2 separate regions of the Mus musculus genome follow, and region 1 is linked to region 2. Evidence: chromatin loops called from intact Hi-C (ENCODE). Cell type or tissue: left cerebral cortex. All regions are shown on one strand.

Evidence for each region. Hi-C counts contacts between places; a loop is a spot of excess contacts. Peaks named below come from ENCODE experiments on the same cell type or tissue, not always from the same donor. Only the 100,000 strongest peaks of a DNase experiment are listed, where the experiment ranks them.
Region 1: a loop joins it to region 2, with 2.3 times the contacts of the local background. A loop is called at or near these places in 2 of 42 quality-filtered maps.

Annotation. Positions count from the first base shown.
Region 1 is chr10:76,489,287-76,497,286 of GRCm38, forward strand. Mcm3ap (minichromosome maintenance complex component 3 associated protein) reads left to right here. Exons shown (of 29, transcript NM_019434.3): 12 at 49-290; 13 at 582-781; 14 at 1,442-1,542; 15 at 3,575-3,706; 16 at 4,144-4,257; 17 at 7,122-7,274. Among named protein-coding and RNA genes, the nearest start is that of Ybey, 24 kb to the left of the region's middle. In left cerebral cortex, a CTCF peak has its summit at 4,406; DNase peaks (open chromatin) are centred at 4,398, 6,827 and 7,211.
Region 2 is chr10:76,285,764-76,293,763 of GRCm38, forward strand. It overlaps Dip2a (disco interacting protein 2 homolog A), which reads right to left. Exons shown (of 38, transcript NM_001081419.2): 17 at 6,549-6,663; 18 at 5,245-5,384; 19 at 1,550-1,686; 20 at 599-679. Among named protein-coding and RNA genes, the nearest start is that of S100b, 36 kb to the left of the region's middle. In left cerebral cortex, no CTCF peak of the experiment used is centred here; DNase peaks (open chromatin) are centred at 1,992, 3,486 and 4,332.

The DNA of each region.
Region 1 (8,000 bases), 200 kb after region 2:
TCTTCTTTCCCTGCTGACTACTTGCTGTGCTCTTTGTGGTCTGCGTAGCTGTGTTGAGCTGAATCGGTCGGCATTCTTGGAACCGGAGGGATTATGCAAGGCCAGGAAGTCAGTGTTTATTGGCCGGAAGCTGACGGTGTCAGTTGGGGAAGTTGTGAATGGAGGGCCGTTGCCCCCTGTTCCTCGCCATACACCTGTGTGCAGCTTCAACTCCCAGAATAAGTACGTTGGAGAGAGCCTGGCTACGGAGCTGCCCATCAGCACTCAGAGAGCTGGTGGAGACCCAGCAGGTGAGTCAAGTACGTTTCCCTTCTTGGAAGCCTCCCTGTCACTCGAAGATTCTGTCTTGGCCAGATGCTTAAATATCTCTTGCTTTGCCTGGATCTGGAGTTTTGAAGCCCCTGTTAGAGCTTGTGATAGTGCGTTTCCACACAGGGCATCTGTCATCCTGTGCCATGTCCCTGAATGGTTGTCAGGAGGGCAGTCTGCCCCTCACGCTACAGATAGCTGTGTCCTTTTCTAGAGACTGTAGTTGTGTGCTCTGCTAGCAAGTGTCTTCAGCACCTTGTGTCTCTTTCTAGGTGGTGGCAGAGGAGAGGACTGTGAGGCAGAGGTGGACGTGCCAACATTGGCGGTCCTCCCACAGCCGCCTCCTGCATCCTCAGCCACGCCGGCGCTTCATGTCCAGCCACTGGCCCCAGCCGCAGCACCCAGCCTTCTCCAGGCCTCCACGCAGCCTGAGGTGCTGCTTCCAAAGCCTGCGCCTGTGTACTCTGACTCGGTAGGGATCGTGCGTGTTAAAGCCTCATGACGTCTGTAGCATTCTGTGTAAGGGTGCTGTGTTGCTTGGTCTCGTTAGATAGGAGCCCGAGTCGGGAGGGGGAGGGGGAGAGGCTGGATCTACTCAGTCAGCCTCAGGTACCAACAGGGGCCCATCTTCATCATAGTCAGAGCTACACTTGAGTGCCTCCTTCCATACCAAGCTGAACCCTACATGTCTGTTCTGCTCATGTGCAGCACCCAGCAAATGGCTGTCCAGGGCCTGTGGGTCACGACACTGCTTTGTACCTGTCGGCAGAGGGAGGCTTTGGTTTTGAGCAGATCTTGTTTGTTGCACAAGTGGGGACTTGATTGTGTCTCACTGGCCTCTCAGGCAGATGCTGGACACTGTCCCTACTGGAGGGTCAGAGGGTCTAGAGGGAAAGTTCATAGGTCACAGGAATTGAGGATTTAATGTGCACACAAAATGATGGCTAAAGGTGCTGTTGGGGCCACCTACAGGGCAGTCCTCAGCAGGCTTGCTTGCCCTCACCTCTGTGGAAGGCATCTTTCTGTTGTTCAGAGTCTTCCTGCAGCCCTCTACACTAAGGTCCCTGTGCTTTGCTGGGAACACCTTCACAAATGTCACTAAGAAGTCTTCACGCAAGATGTCTCTCCTTAGGACCTGGTACAGGTGGTGGACGAGCTCATCCAGGAGGCTCTGCAAGTGGACTGTGAGGAAGTCAGCTCCGCTGGGGCAGCCTACGTAGCCGCAGCTCTGGGGTGAGTGGTGACTAGCGTGTCAGCCTTTCTTGCTTGGCTGACAATTGCTTTCTGGGCACAGTCATGTCCTTCCTAATAAAGCTGTTCTCTCTTACCAGCAAGTCCCTGTTCCATGTGCTTAAGATCCACGGTGACAATTTCAGGGACTTTGCACCTCTCTGAGGCCTAAATGTTTCTTCTGGTCTCTAGGGAGGTGCGGTTTCTCCTGTTTCTGACCTTTAGTTCTTATTAGTATGTAATTTCCATTTGTGATTCCTTTTTTAAACGGTTCAAGTCTTAATTATTTGATTGTTTATTTTATGTGTTGAAGGGTTTAGCTTGCAGGTATGTGTGTCCTCCATGTATACCCAGTACCTGCAGAGGGCAGAGGAAGGCATCAGCTCCCCTGGAGCTGAAGTTACAGATGGTTGTGAGGTGTCCTGTGGGTACTGAGAATCGAACTCAGGTCCTCAGGAATACTCAGTGCTCCTAACTGCTGAGCCGTCTCTCCAGTACTGCCCTTTTGTTTTAGCTTTTGAACTGGACACTGTAGACCGTGCTGGCCTCCAGCTCCCTGAGATCAGCCTGCTTCTGCTCCCCCTCTGCTGGGGCTGAAGCTATACTTCACCATGCCAGCCTGTAGCCTTGAACTCCTGACTGCCGCCCCTAGCCTCCTGAGCACCAGGATTGCAGGCGTGCACTGCCAGTCTGTCCGTCCGTCTGGGAGTGGTGGCTCTCTGTCTCCCGTTCTTTGTGACAGGAGTGGCATCTCATTAAAGCCTGACTTGTATGTCCCTCATGGCTGGCGGTGCTGCTTCTTTTCTGTCCTGTTTGTTCTTCTGTTTTCCTGGAACTGTAAGTTAACTTGTTGGCCTCTGCTTGAGCTATTTGTGGTCGACTTGTAGGAGCGTCTTTATATTCTGGATGTTAATCTCTTATCAGACACAGAAGTGCATGTATTTTCTCTCATTCTCTGGATGGTCTTTTTCCCCTGTTTCAGCCCCCACCTCTCAAGTACACCTGGCAGGCAGCGCTGAGGTGTGAGCCTTTGGGCCTGTTAGACAAGCACTCTACAACCGAGCCACCGCCCTGGCTCTGACCCCGCTTCTCTTCTCGCCTCTTGTAACGTCTCTAATGCATACAAGAGTCAAACCTTTTTGGAGTCTAATCTTTCTAATGTTTCTTTTGTTACCTGGGCCTTTAGGGTCTTACCTAGAAAATTACTGCCAAATCCAATGTCATGAAAATATTCGTATTTTCTTCTACAAGTTTTATAGCTTATGTTTTTTTCTTTGCTTTGTCTGTCTGTTTGTTTGTGCATTTGTTTGGACGGTGTCTCAGTTTGGGGCCCTGGCTTACCTGAACTCAGTGTGTAAACCAGACTGTCCCGGGGATGCTCAAATGACCAACAGGGCCTGGAGTTGTAGTGCAAACTGTTTCTGTCCTTAGTTTAACGTACTAGGGATTCTCTCATTCCTGAATCTAAGCAATATACCTTGTGAAACTAGTTTACCATTTCATTTACAAAAATAAGATTATTTATGATAAGAGATATGATAAACTCACTTATATATTTTTTAACTTAGTTTTTAAACTTGATTACTCTTGAACTCCTTTGTGAATTATATCTTTTGAGCTATATAATTGCAAAAGTCACAGAATCATCATGTATATGTGTATGTGTGCATGTGTGTGTATATATGTGTGTGTGTGTGTATATATATATATATATATATGCGTATATATTACTATATATGTGTACAGTATTAGTATTAAGACGATTGCAGCTTTGTGAGGTAGTAAGTATAGTTGTATTTCTTTACTGTAGATGCTTTTTTAGAAGAACTTTATTTTGTTTATTATTAGTTATTACTATTGTTCAGGTTACCTGCTAGCACAGCATGGCAGCTTTACGGCTGAGCCATCTTGTCCGCCTGTGATTGGTTTTCATGTATTGAGGTCTCTGCCTTCTAGAGACAAGTCTCCCATGGCAGGAGGGAATGGTGGCTTGCTGTTGTCTGGGTTTGAATGCCGCCTGCTTTGTTTTGTTAAGCGTTTCCAATGCTGCTGTGGAGGATCTGATTACTGCTGCGACCACGGGCATTCTGAGGCACGTTGCCGCTGAGGAAGTTTCCATGGAAAGGCAGAGACTAGAGGAAGAGAAGCAACGAGCTGAGGAGGAACGGTGGGTGTGTCTTGCTCCTATAGACGGGCATGGAGGTTAGTTTGCCCCAGCCCTGACCTCTGACTTCTGATAGCCCTTCTGTCGTCTGACCCTGTTGGACCATTCACCACCCTAATGATTTGACTAAGGGAAGGGTGTGTGTGTGTGTGTGTGTGTGTGTGTGTGTGTGTGTGTATTTGTATGTATGTATGTGTGTGTGTGTGTGTGGTATGTGGTGTATGTGTGTATCTGTGCCTGTGTGTGTTGCAGGGTGGATGGCATATTGATGTGTGTGCAGGTTCCTCTGGGTGTTAGGTCTCTGGAGCTGTAGCTACAGGCAATTATGAGCAGTGCCATGTGGGACCTGAACCTGCAAAAACACTGCGTTCTTAACCACTGAACCACTGAACTGAATTCTTTAAGTATTATCTTTGTGCTTTTCTTCCGTTTACCCCTAGGTTGAAGCAAGAGAGAGAACTGATGTTAACTCAGCTGAGCGAGGGTCTGGCCGCAGAGCTGACAGAACTCACGGTGACAGAGTGTGTGTGGGAAACCTGCTCTCAGGAGCTACAGTGAGTGACATACTGTGTCCTGAATGTCAGGAGGAAGGAGGGACTGTGGCCAAGCTGTTGTAATGATGTGTATGCATATCATGGTCTCTCTTTCTAGCCCCGGCTGTCCTGTAGACAGGCTGGTCTTGGCCTCAGACACAGAGAGCTCCATCTGCCTAGCTTCCCAAGTACTGCATCAAAAGCTTCTAGACAGATGTAGCATGCTGTTTTCTGATAGGGAGGCCCTCTGAGTCAGTGTCCCTATCAGGAAGCATGAGATGTGTCTGTTGGCAGATTTACTAGAGAACCTTTGTATAGTAGGCCATATGCCATTATTCTTCAACTAAGGGAGCCTTTCTTTCTTTTCTTTTTTTTTCCTTTCCCTTTCCCCATCTTGCTCTGGTCCCCGAGAGCAGGGATAGGGATTGTTTGTTTGTTTGTTTGTTTGTTTCTCTCTCATTACGGATGGTTGTGAGCCATCATGTGGTTGCTGGGATTTGAACTCTTGACTTCCAGGAGAGCCCTCAGCCCTCTTAACCACTGAGCCATCTCACCAGCCCTAAGGAAGCCTTTCTAAACTTGTGTGTGAGGCTTCCTTGGCCTTTTCACTTGAGAGCTGTTGAGGAAGGTCTGCCCTGTGCTTCTGTCCTGCTGAGAGCATTAGCTGGACGGAGCACAGTGCACGGCACAGCGCCCACCGCTCAGAGGCAGTGTGTTTGCAGTCCGTGTTCTTCCTAGTCCGAGACTTGGGAGCCTGTCTCTCCAGTTGCTATAAGGAAGAGATCTCACAAAACGATGTCAAATGTCCATTCTCTGAGGCAGGATCATACTTTGTAGCCCAGAATGGCCTAGCACTTACTATGTAGTTCATGTTGGTCTTGAACTTGGGTTATTCTCCTATGTGAGCCTTCCATGTACTAGATTAATTTAGTATATCATTTGTTTTGTTTTGTTTTGTTTTGTTTTGTTTTGTTTTCTGAGACAAGGTCTGACTATGTAGTCCTGGCTGGTCTTGAACTCACTTTGTTACCTGGGTAGTCTCAAACTCAGAGAAAGCCACTTACTGCCTCTGCCTTCCAACTGCTGTAATTGGAGGTGTGCCACTGTGTCAAGCTAGTGAGCTTATTTTTATTTTTTTAAAGGAGAGGGAAGTTTATGCCTGTTTCTTTTCAAATATTTATGTGCATGAGTACACAGTTGCTGTCTTCGGACACAACAAAAGAGGGCATTGGATCCCATTACAGATGGTTGTGAGCCACCATATCGTTGCTGGGACCTGAACTCAGTACCTTTTGGAAGAGCAGTCAGTGCTCTTAACCGCTGAGCCATCTCTCCAGCCCTGTGAATTTATTTTTAGTCCTAAATAAAAGCCCAGGGCTTGCTAACGTGTGAGGTAAGTGCCTGCGGCTCTGGGTGTCTGAGTCTGGCTCGGTCTGGAGTGTCTCTGGCACTGGCAAAGATGGGTTATTGGGAAGGGGTCTCCTCTGCTTAGGGTTACTTCTGCTTTAATGGGGTAGGTTGTTTTTTTTTTTTTTTTTTTCTGCCTTATTTAGTAGAATCCTTTTATTTAAAAGTTTCTTTTTTTGGGTGAGAGAAATACCTCAGTGGTTAAGAGTGCTTGCTAAACCCAGAGGTCCTGAGTTTAATTCCTAGACCTACGTCAGTTACTCACAGTCATGAGTAACCCCACCTCCCGGGACTCTGCTGTCCTGATCCAGCCTCTGCAGGCTGCCAAACACAGGTGGCATGCCACAACACTGTTTCTCTTTGTATCTGGGTACAGCAGTACTTGCCTGTCGTCCCAGTACTTGTGAGGCTGAGGGAGGAGAACAGGTTTTAGGCCACCTCAGGCTACAAAGCAAATTCTGTGTCAGCTGGGGTTAACTAGTGAGACTCTCTTTGAAAAAGAGGAAAGTCTGAGATACAGGTTTACCTGAGGGCAACCACCATCTGACCAGAGGAAGCCATTCCTAGTAGCCACTAGTATTTATCATGTGTGGAAGGTACTTCTAATTGTAGATACCACATATTGCTGATAAGACTTTGAAGTTGTCTAAGTTGTCATTAAAAATAAAAATTCAGAATCACTTGTTGCCGAGCTTAATGACCTGGAGCCAGTCTGCAGAACCCACTCAGTGGAGTAAGAGAGCACTTCCTGCAGCCTCCACGCACGTGTACCCATGGTGCACTGGGGCCCTCACACCGGACAGAGTAAAGTTTGTGTGTGGCTTCTTGTTATGTTAGGTTCAGCTGCTGTGCTCAAGTGGTGCTCTCACCTCAGGCTCCTGGGCGTTAGGGTTAGGAAGTTTACGCAGGCCACCATAGCTTTATGAGTTAAAACTTTATTTCTGGATTGTTACAGTGGCCTGTTTGGACTTGATCTGGCACCCCCATGACATTTTTCGCTTTTCTTCCCAGGTGATCTGCTTTTAAGTAAAAATAAAAGTCTTGAACTCCCTCTTATAGTGGAAATGTTATATTTGTTACTGTATTTCCATAGGAAGTCAGACTCCAGCTTCTTCTAGGGTGGGTGCAGCAGTCAGAACCAGGGCCTTACACATGCTAGGCAGATACTGTCCTAATTTGGTTTTCATTGCTGTGACTAAGACTGTGACTGAAAGCAGCTTGGACAGGGAAGAGTTTATTTTTTATTTGGCTTACACTGCCACATCACAGCTCATTATGGAAGGAAGTTGAAACTGCCTTACGGACTTGCCTATTGGCAATTGGATGGAGGCATTTTCTCAATTGAGGTTTCTCTTTCCGTATAACTCTAGCTGTGCCAAGCTGACATTCCCGACCCAGACGCACATTTTTAAAGCAGGCCCGTAAGTGTCCATGCCCTTTGGTGTAGCTGCTTCTATGGTAATTGCTCTCTATTTTAGGAGTGCAGTAGAAATAGACCAGAAGGTCCGTGTGGCCCGCTGTTGTGAAGCCGTCTGTGCACACCTGGTGGATTTGTTTCTTGCTGAGGAAATTTTCCAGACTGCAAAAGAGACACTCCAGGAACTCCAGTGTTTCTGCAAGTATCTACAACGGTTAGTGCTGTGTTCCTACAGATAACGTCCACCCACACAGGAGCTTTTATCGCGTTCATAATATGTGAGCTGTCAACTCCATTAGTCAGACATGAAAGGCTCACAGATTGATAGGAATGGAGAACTGAAGTAGAGTTAGAATATCTTGTATGTGAACAGATATTTATAGAGTACTTGCTTTTTATTGTTTGTTTGTTTATTGGCTGTACTGGATACAGGGAAATGTCTTTGAATACATTAAATAATTCGCCATGGCTTCACGAATATGAATGAATCTTTCAAACTGGTATTCTCTTACAAAAATCTGATGTTCTCTCTAAAATCAAAAAATCAAAACCATGTATTTTTTTAGATTTATTTATTTATTTATTTATTTATTTATTTTGGTTTTTTGAGACAGGGTTTCTCTGTATAGCCCTGGCTGTCCTAGAACTCACTTTGTAAACCAGGCTGGCCTCGAACTCAGAAATCTGCCTGCCTCTGCCTCCCGAGTGCTGGGATTAAAGGCGTGTGCCACCACGCCCAGCTTTAGATTTATTTTATTATCTTTTTTGTATATAGTGCTTTGTCTTCATGTACGTATGTATGTGAACCACACGCATGCCTGGAGACCAAGGATGTCAGAAGAGGTGTCACATCCTTTGGCACTAGAGTCATAGACAGATGTGACCTGCCACAGTGCTAGGAATCGAACCTGGGTCCTCTGCAAGAACAACACGTACTCTT
Region 2 (8,000 bases):
GGACAGATCACATGGGTGAAGAGAGGGCAGCACTGAAGGGTGGGAAAGGGGCATCAATGTTAAAGGGCTATAAAGTCATGGGTGGGTGTGTGAACGACTCTGAGATGCTCCAACAAGGGCAAGGCCTCATGGTGTGTCATGTGACCCATGAGCTAACTATGTAGCTACAGACACCGCCACATTACACTAGCTGGTACTAAGCAGTTCTGGCCTGCAGACACCCACAAGGGAGTGAGCCCGTCCCTGAGCTGTGACAACCAATGTTTCTGGGAAAGGACACACGCATCCACCTGAGAAGAGGTGGGCCTAGATGCTGCAGATGTATTCATTTTATCATTTTAAATATCAAAACTGGAAAAAAATGATAAAAACAAAATCACCCCCACTTCGTTTCGCACCCGGGGCCCACTGTGGGTCGGTGGCTGGAGAAACAGTACATGCAGGTCAGAAGCAGGCCAGGGTGGTCAGCACGACAGGCCAAGGTCACACTGAGAACCTAGGACACTGGGGACAGGAGCGTGTTTACAGAGCAGCGTTCCTTTCCTCCGCCAGCGCTCTCTGCAGCTGGGCGGGTATAGGAGGTCACACTCATACTCACAGGTCCGATAAATCCCAGAAGGCCTGTCCTGGTGAAAGGCCGGTCAGAGACAGGGACTCCGTCCGCAGTGACCGGGACGGTCTGCCAGAACAGGGGAGAGGATGTCAGGCAGCAGACAACTCACTGACTACTAGAAAGACAGGGCGGGCAAGCAGGAGGACTCAATAGTGGCCAGGCCAAGGCAGGCTCAGGCCTCCAAATTGCCTCTTGGTGATGACGCAGGCTTCTTAAAGACAAAGCCCACTGTTACGTCAATGCTCGAGGGGGAAGACATCCATCAGGGAGCTAGAACATTCGGTAATGTTGTCCTCTTGCAAAGCTTAGCAGCATTGTTTTTCAAATGTGCAGCATTTTATTTACATTTCCTCTTAGTTGTTTCAATTTTCAGTTTTAGATTGCACAAAGATTTATTACTTTCATTAACATATTTGGACCACACTCCTGGTCACAGACAGCTCAAAAAGCATAACCAGGGTGGATGTGATTGATGAGGGCTGGAAGGCTGAGACCTGTCTTAGCGGACACAAAATCGAGTTAGGGAAAGATGGCATTACTTTAGCCATTTCAAATACCACACACCGCCTGTGGCCCAGGGTTTAGTGTCCCACAGGAAGAGACTCCCAGGGCACCTGGCCCTCCACAGACCATTCTCTCACCTTGTCTGCTCTGCTGAGTGGATACAGCACCTACCCAGGACTCCAGCAACCCTCACCTATTTGTACACCCAGCTCCTGGTATCACCTGTCCTTACAGGGACTTATCGTGAACAACAGGGATCATACAGTGAGCAGAGCTGGGGTCCTATCGGTACCTTCTCACTGGCCGAAGCCAGCTAAGCCTGTGGAGTGTGTGAATCACTCCTCGGGGGCCTCCACTTCCCCCTGAACATTTGTGCCCATCAACACTCATGGGATTTGATTTCAAGATAAAGATCAGGAAGGGGATACGCACCTCAAATGTATTCTTCGTGATTCCAAGCAGTCCATAGTATGCTGTCCCAGTTGCAACAGAATTGACACAGATTTCTCCAATTTCATCAGTTTTACAGAGATAAGGGGCACCATCTACCTTCACAACACACACACTAGCTAAACAGAGAAAAGAATTCAAAATCATCAAGGTATATATTTAAACAGATCACTCACAAAAGTTTTCTTGCTCACATATTCGAGGGGTTTTTCATTTGTTTGTTTTTGAGACACTGTGTAGCTCTGACTGGCCCAGGCCTCTCTATTTGGATGGAGCTGGCCTGAGGAACTCACAGAGATCCACCTGCCTCTGCCTCCCAAGTGATGAGATAATAAGTGCGCCACCGTGCCTGGCACTGCTGCTATAATTGAAGTTATAGAAACAAAACATTACACAGGCTGCAAATTCTTATACAGAGAGTCACGGTGTGGGTGTGGACAGTGCTATTTAAGTACTTGTTATAAGCAGCGTGAGGGATACGGCTATAAGTGGTAGCGAGCTCACTTAGGATATAAGGAGGTCTGGGTCCACTGCCCGCGCTAGAAAGACAGATACAGACCACACAGACACACAGACACACAGACATACACACACACAGAGACATGAATGCACACATGCAGACATGCAGAATGGGGAGGGTCAGATGTGATTAAAAAGTAAACTACATCTATGTAATACTCTTTTTTTTTTTTTTAAAAAAAGATTGATTTATTTATTTTATGTGTACAAGTAGACTGTAGCTGTCTTCAGACACACCAGAAGAGGACATCAGATCCCATTACAGATGGTTGTGAGCCACCATGTGGTTGCTGGGAATTGAACTCAGGACCTCTGGAAGAGCAGTCAGTGCTCTTAACTGCTGAGCCATCTCACCAGCCCTATCCAATACTCTCTTGACTAACAGAATCTCATTTTCCCATGTACACGGACGGGAGTATTTACCTTCAGTGTGCACAGAGATGATTTAAAAGTCACAAAAATCACTCAAATTACTACAAATCCACTTGATATTGTATAAGTGTGAATGCTAGGAGGCCGGTACAGCACACTTCAGCGCTGGAATAAGACTTATTAGATTTGACTGTGCCCAGAAGCCCAGTCAATTAAGCAACCGCCAAACGCTGGGAAGGGCCCCAACCCCAGAGAGAATGCCTAGGAAGTGTGTGCACAATCAGTCATTGTGTGGCCATTTCGTCAGAGGTGAGACATCTGTCTTGGACTGAAGCGTGTTAAGACATGGAATGTTTTCAAGGGAAGTGAAACATTCCACCCTTCAAGGAAACTTCACAAAATTCAGGAAATAAACAACTTAAAAGCTTCAGAAAAAAATCCCTAAAACTCAGCAGATTCATTAGGCTCTCTCCTCCCAAAGCTTGCATATAACTTGCTTTGAATCGGGAGATACATTCTCAGGGAAGTCCAACTGCATAGAAGAGTCTCAGACCACTTGAGCTGCCTGAGCAAGCTCTCCAGCCTCTTACACTGACTGCAGGTTGTACAGCGTGTTCCAGGTCTCCAGCTTTTGTGAGCAGTCATCTAGGCTGGGGTTGGCTTTCAGTGATACGGCTGTCGTGGGATCATTTCCACTCCTGAAGCTCACTGGTCCACTAAGTTGGACGTGGATGCTATCCTGACTTTGGGCTGTTATGGATTCCCTGCCTGGGGCGAGTAGATAGCTGTTCATTTGTTCTCCAGGGAAAGTGTCACAAAGCATGTGTACACATATCTGGCGGACACATACACAGAAAAACACCTGGGAGCACATGTACAGACATGTGGGAGTGTGTGTACAGATATATGACTGGGAAGTGCACAACACAAGACAGGTTTGCATGCCTCAGAGCAATAAAGGAAAACAAGTGTAACTCTTGATGTATTCAAAATAAATAGCGAGGACGGGAGACAGCTGCTAGGAAAGTGGGTGCCAGGAAGCATGGGACCTAAATAAATCTCAGAGCCGTGCACAATGTTTTAGAAAGCCATGTACAATGTGTTAGAAAGCCATGCACAATGGCATTTTTTTTTTAAGTTCTAGTGTTGGGTAGACAGATGGGCAGATCTTTGAGGCTTGCTGGCTAGCCAGACTAGCCGAGTCAGAGAGCTCCAGGCCACTGAGACCCTATTTCTAAGTAAGGGTTAGAATGTCTAAGTAACACCACCGGAGGTTGTCCTCAGGCCCCTACGTGCACACGCACATACATGTGTCCCCCTCTGCATACAAAGGAATATACAAACTAAGTATTACTCACAATCCCCCACACACAATTTACAACCTACTTGAACAAGTAAACAATATTACTCCATTGTCTGTTTTTATTTTATCATTTGGTTGTTGTTGAGACCAGGTCTACTAGGTAGCCCAAGCAGGCCCCAAACACAGGACTCCTCTGCTTCAGCGTCCTAAGTGCTGAGACTGTTGAAGTCATCCGCCATGCTTTTGAAAATGTTTTAACTACAAAGTCAAGCATTCCGCAAGACTGTTTCTAAGGGAGTCAAATTATAGGAAGAAATATAATTCCCATGAATTAAAAGGTGGAGCCAGAAACTCTAATTTAAACCTCTATGTTCACTGCAGTCAGAACTCTGCCTAACCCAGGGACCAGTGTATCTGAAGCTTCTGTGTCTGGAGTTTAGCACCCTTCATCAAGGCTGCCTGGGCCACAGACTGCAGCTTGAGGCCAGGACGCCAGGCAGCCAGCAGAACCCACACATCTGGCAGAAGAGGGGAGCACCGATGTTGAGGGTAACTGGGTATGCAAGATAGCACCCTACTTCTGGAACTAACAAAGTGTCTTGATTAGCCTTGCCAACTTGGCCCAGCCTACAGTCCTCTCGGAGGAGGTTCCTCAATTGAGAAACTGCCTAAAACAGACTGGTCCATGGACAAGCCTATGACAGTTAAACTGTTTTGATTATTAATTAATGGAGGAGAGCCCAGAGCACTGTGGGAGGTACCATTCCTTCAGTAGGTGGCTAGAGATGTATAAAAAAACTATCTAAACATAAGCCAACAAACAGAGTTCTGCCATAGTTTCTGCTTCAAGCTCCTGCCTTGACTTTCCTGAAAGTGTAAGCCAAATGAAACCTTCCTTCCTGTTAGCTGCTTTTGGTCAGCATGTTTCATCACAGCATCAAAGAGGAACCCAGGACAGAAGAGTGGAATACTGCCTGTGGCAGGAATGGGGTGCCAGGGCAGCAACCAGTAGCTGTAAGAGTAGTAAACTTAGAGCAGTTTGACAGCATCCCTGCTTCCAAGGGCTCCTGAGCCAGACTCTGGCCCCATTCCTCAGTGACACTTAGAGGACCACTCCAACACCCCTTCTCCCTGTCCTTCCTCAAAGCAGCAGGGAAATGCCCGGGCCAGCATCTGCAGGAGGGTGCAGATGTGATTTTCTTCCTTCCTTCCCTTTTTTTTTTGGGTGGGGTGGGGGAGGTTCCACATCTGTCACCACAGGTGATTCTGACAATCTACTCGGGTGACCTCATCATCCAGGCATTTACAGCATCAGTTTTTTCTGAGGTACCCTATAGAAACTGCAGGGTGTTAAATCCCCCAAGAGGCACGAGGTTAAGGACTAGGCCTGGTGTACAGCGAGTGAGCTAGCACTGCTGGTGCACTAATGCTCTTTCTGTTGTCAATCAGGGCAGGATGCAGATGCACTCTGGCCGATTCTTACCTCCGGGCATCACCTGGCCGACATCCTGAACAGTGAGAACCGACAGCTTCTCCTCAGTGTCAACTCGGATCACACCGTAGCTCAGGCCGTTCATTGACAGGACAGCTTTTCTTGGAGGAGGTCCTCCCAGATCTGGAGGCCTAGGCAACAAGAACACCAGCAGGCCTGCTGACGAGGGCCCTCACTCCAAGAAACAAGGAACTCGACTGACGCTCAGTCCCTCACTAAAGCACCTGCTCTGTGTGTGGCCTGGTCAAGACAGTGTACTCTAAAGCCATGTGCCTCTCTACAGTATGGCTTCAATACTATTATCAGAGGTGACTCAATTTCTATCTGGTTACCTTGGGACCTTAGCACAGAGTCCTAGGGTACTCAGGTGGGCAGACTAACTATTAGGAGGCCTCTGGGCTGCAATGGGCTGTGATACCATCCATGTGCAGAGGGCGCTCAGGCCCATGTTACCTTTATAACACCACCTCCCCACAGCAGATGGCCTGATAGAACCCTTCCCAAGACATGGGACGCTGCTTTTAATTCTATTATTAAAATAGTTACTTAAAACTTAGATATTTGTAAGCACACACTATCTTTAAATTATAAGCACAATGCATACATGACCGGAGCTGAGGCAATTCTGTAAGATGCTGAGGAGATGTCCTCTACTGTGAGCACATGGCCTGAAGCCCCACAGAATGGTGCTCAAGGGCAGGATCAGCAATACCAGGAGTCTCATGACCAAGGAAGGAAAGTGCCTTTGGGCCTAGCTGTGGTTTGGGAACAACATGCTGTGTGCAAGAAATATAGGAAGGAACCCAGGGACCAGATACTAGGATACTAGCTCTTAGATGGGGTGGGGACTCTCAGGGCAACCTCAAGGCCCTACTCTACATCCCAAGATGTGCCACAAAGAGCAGCTTGGGGTGCAGAGCTTATGGTGGCAGATGCTTCCCTTGGTAAGTTAAAGGTCCTCTTCAGCAGACCCACAGCCAGCAGAACCTCTCAGGACAAAGAGCTCTTGTTTAGTTATAACTTTTACGTACGATCAGGCAGAAATAGCAAGCTCTTGATTTGGGAAGAAGTGTAAGGAGAACTAAATTGAGAGAATCCAGTGGTGTAGTCCAGGAACCATGGAACTGTAGGCTGCACCTCCTGCTACCTGAGGGGGACTGCGGCACTGATAGGAAGTCCTTCTTCAGGATGCCCAACAGTTAGAAACAGACTACAAACTTAGAGCCATAGGTAACTCCATCAAACATAGACTATTCGAATGTGTGTTCACAAAAGACAGCATGCAGCTCAGTTACCTGCGGATGGCTACTGTCAGCGCCTCAGGAGAACTGGCACAAGGACAGATGACCTCTGGCCTCAGACCTCTGGACTGGAAGACGTTGAGGAAGGCATCGCAGGAAGATATTGACCCTGTGTAAAGCATAAAAGGTGACTGGAGGGCCAGCGGGCCAAGAGCACACAGTGTGTAAGGCATCACACTGCTGACAGCCAGGCTGAGTCCTGGCTGCACATAAGCCTGTTTTAACAAGATCACCGCTACAATTTGGCAAAGCAGTCCTTCTTAGGTTAGTAGTGATCACCACAAGACACACACGATCATTTCCTGCTCAGCAACAAGTAAGAGTCTGGAAATCTTTCACAGGAGGCCTGGCTTTAGACTTGTGTTTGTTACTGTGGCCCAGCAAGGCCTGGCCTGACCACAGATGGCCGATGGGACAACAAGTGCGGCTCCTGCGAGTGGCTTTAGAGATGTGTGATCTACACCTTCACCAAAGATGTCCTGCCTCTCCCTTGTGCCCTCTCCTTTGGGTAGACTTCCATCATTCAGTCATTCAAGGCTGGCAAGATGTAACAGATGTGTTAGAGAACTTGGCAACAAGGAGGCTCCGTCTGCTCAGGGCTCCAATAACTAGGGTCCTGCAGCCATGGTGACGCTAGGGTTTCATTATAAACCTCTCCCAACACAGGTACATAGAAGGGAAACAGGCATCTACAGGGGCTCCCAGTTTCACATTCTTTGGGGGGCAAGTGTCTCCTAAGGAAAGAAGGCAACAGACTGTTCCGTGTTACCAAGACTGGATACGACATCATAAAGGACCAGTAAGTGAAGTGCAAATCAAGGCCTGTGAAGGGAAGCTAGCTCTCTGGTACCTGGAGGGATGTGGATGGAGGAGACAGGGCAGAGCTATTAGGGCTAACATTCATCTCTAGAAAGAAAACGCTGGAAGGAAGCGATGTGCTCAAGTGACCACCGACTGCAGCTGAGTGCATAAGCAGAGAGCCAGGGCAGCTGTGGGTGGCTGTGGGCAGATGTGGCTGGCTGTGGGTGGTTGTGGGCAGCTGTGAGTGGATGTGGATGGCTGTGGGCAGCTGTGGGTAGCTGAGTGCATAAGCAGAGAGCTAGGGAAGCTGTGGGTGGCTGTGGGCAGCTGTGGGTGGATATGGCTGGCTGTGGGCAGCTGTGGGCGGGTGTGGGTGGCTGAGTGCATAAGCAGAGAGCTAGGGTAGTTCTGGGCAGCTGTTGGCAGCTGTAAGAGGCTATGGGCAGCTAAATGTATAAACAGAGAGCCTGGGCAGCTGTGGGAGGCTGTGGGCAGCTAAATGAATAAGCAGAGAGCCAGACCAGCTGTGGGCAGCTGTGGGCGGCTGTGGGCAGCTGTGGGCGGCTGTGGGCGGCTGTGGGCGTGAGAAGGCATGAGTTATCCATGGATATGGGAAGGAGGCCTTGCTTGTCTCAGACGTACACT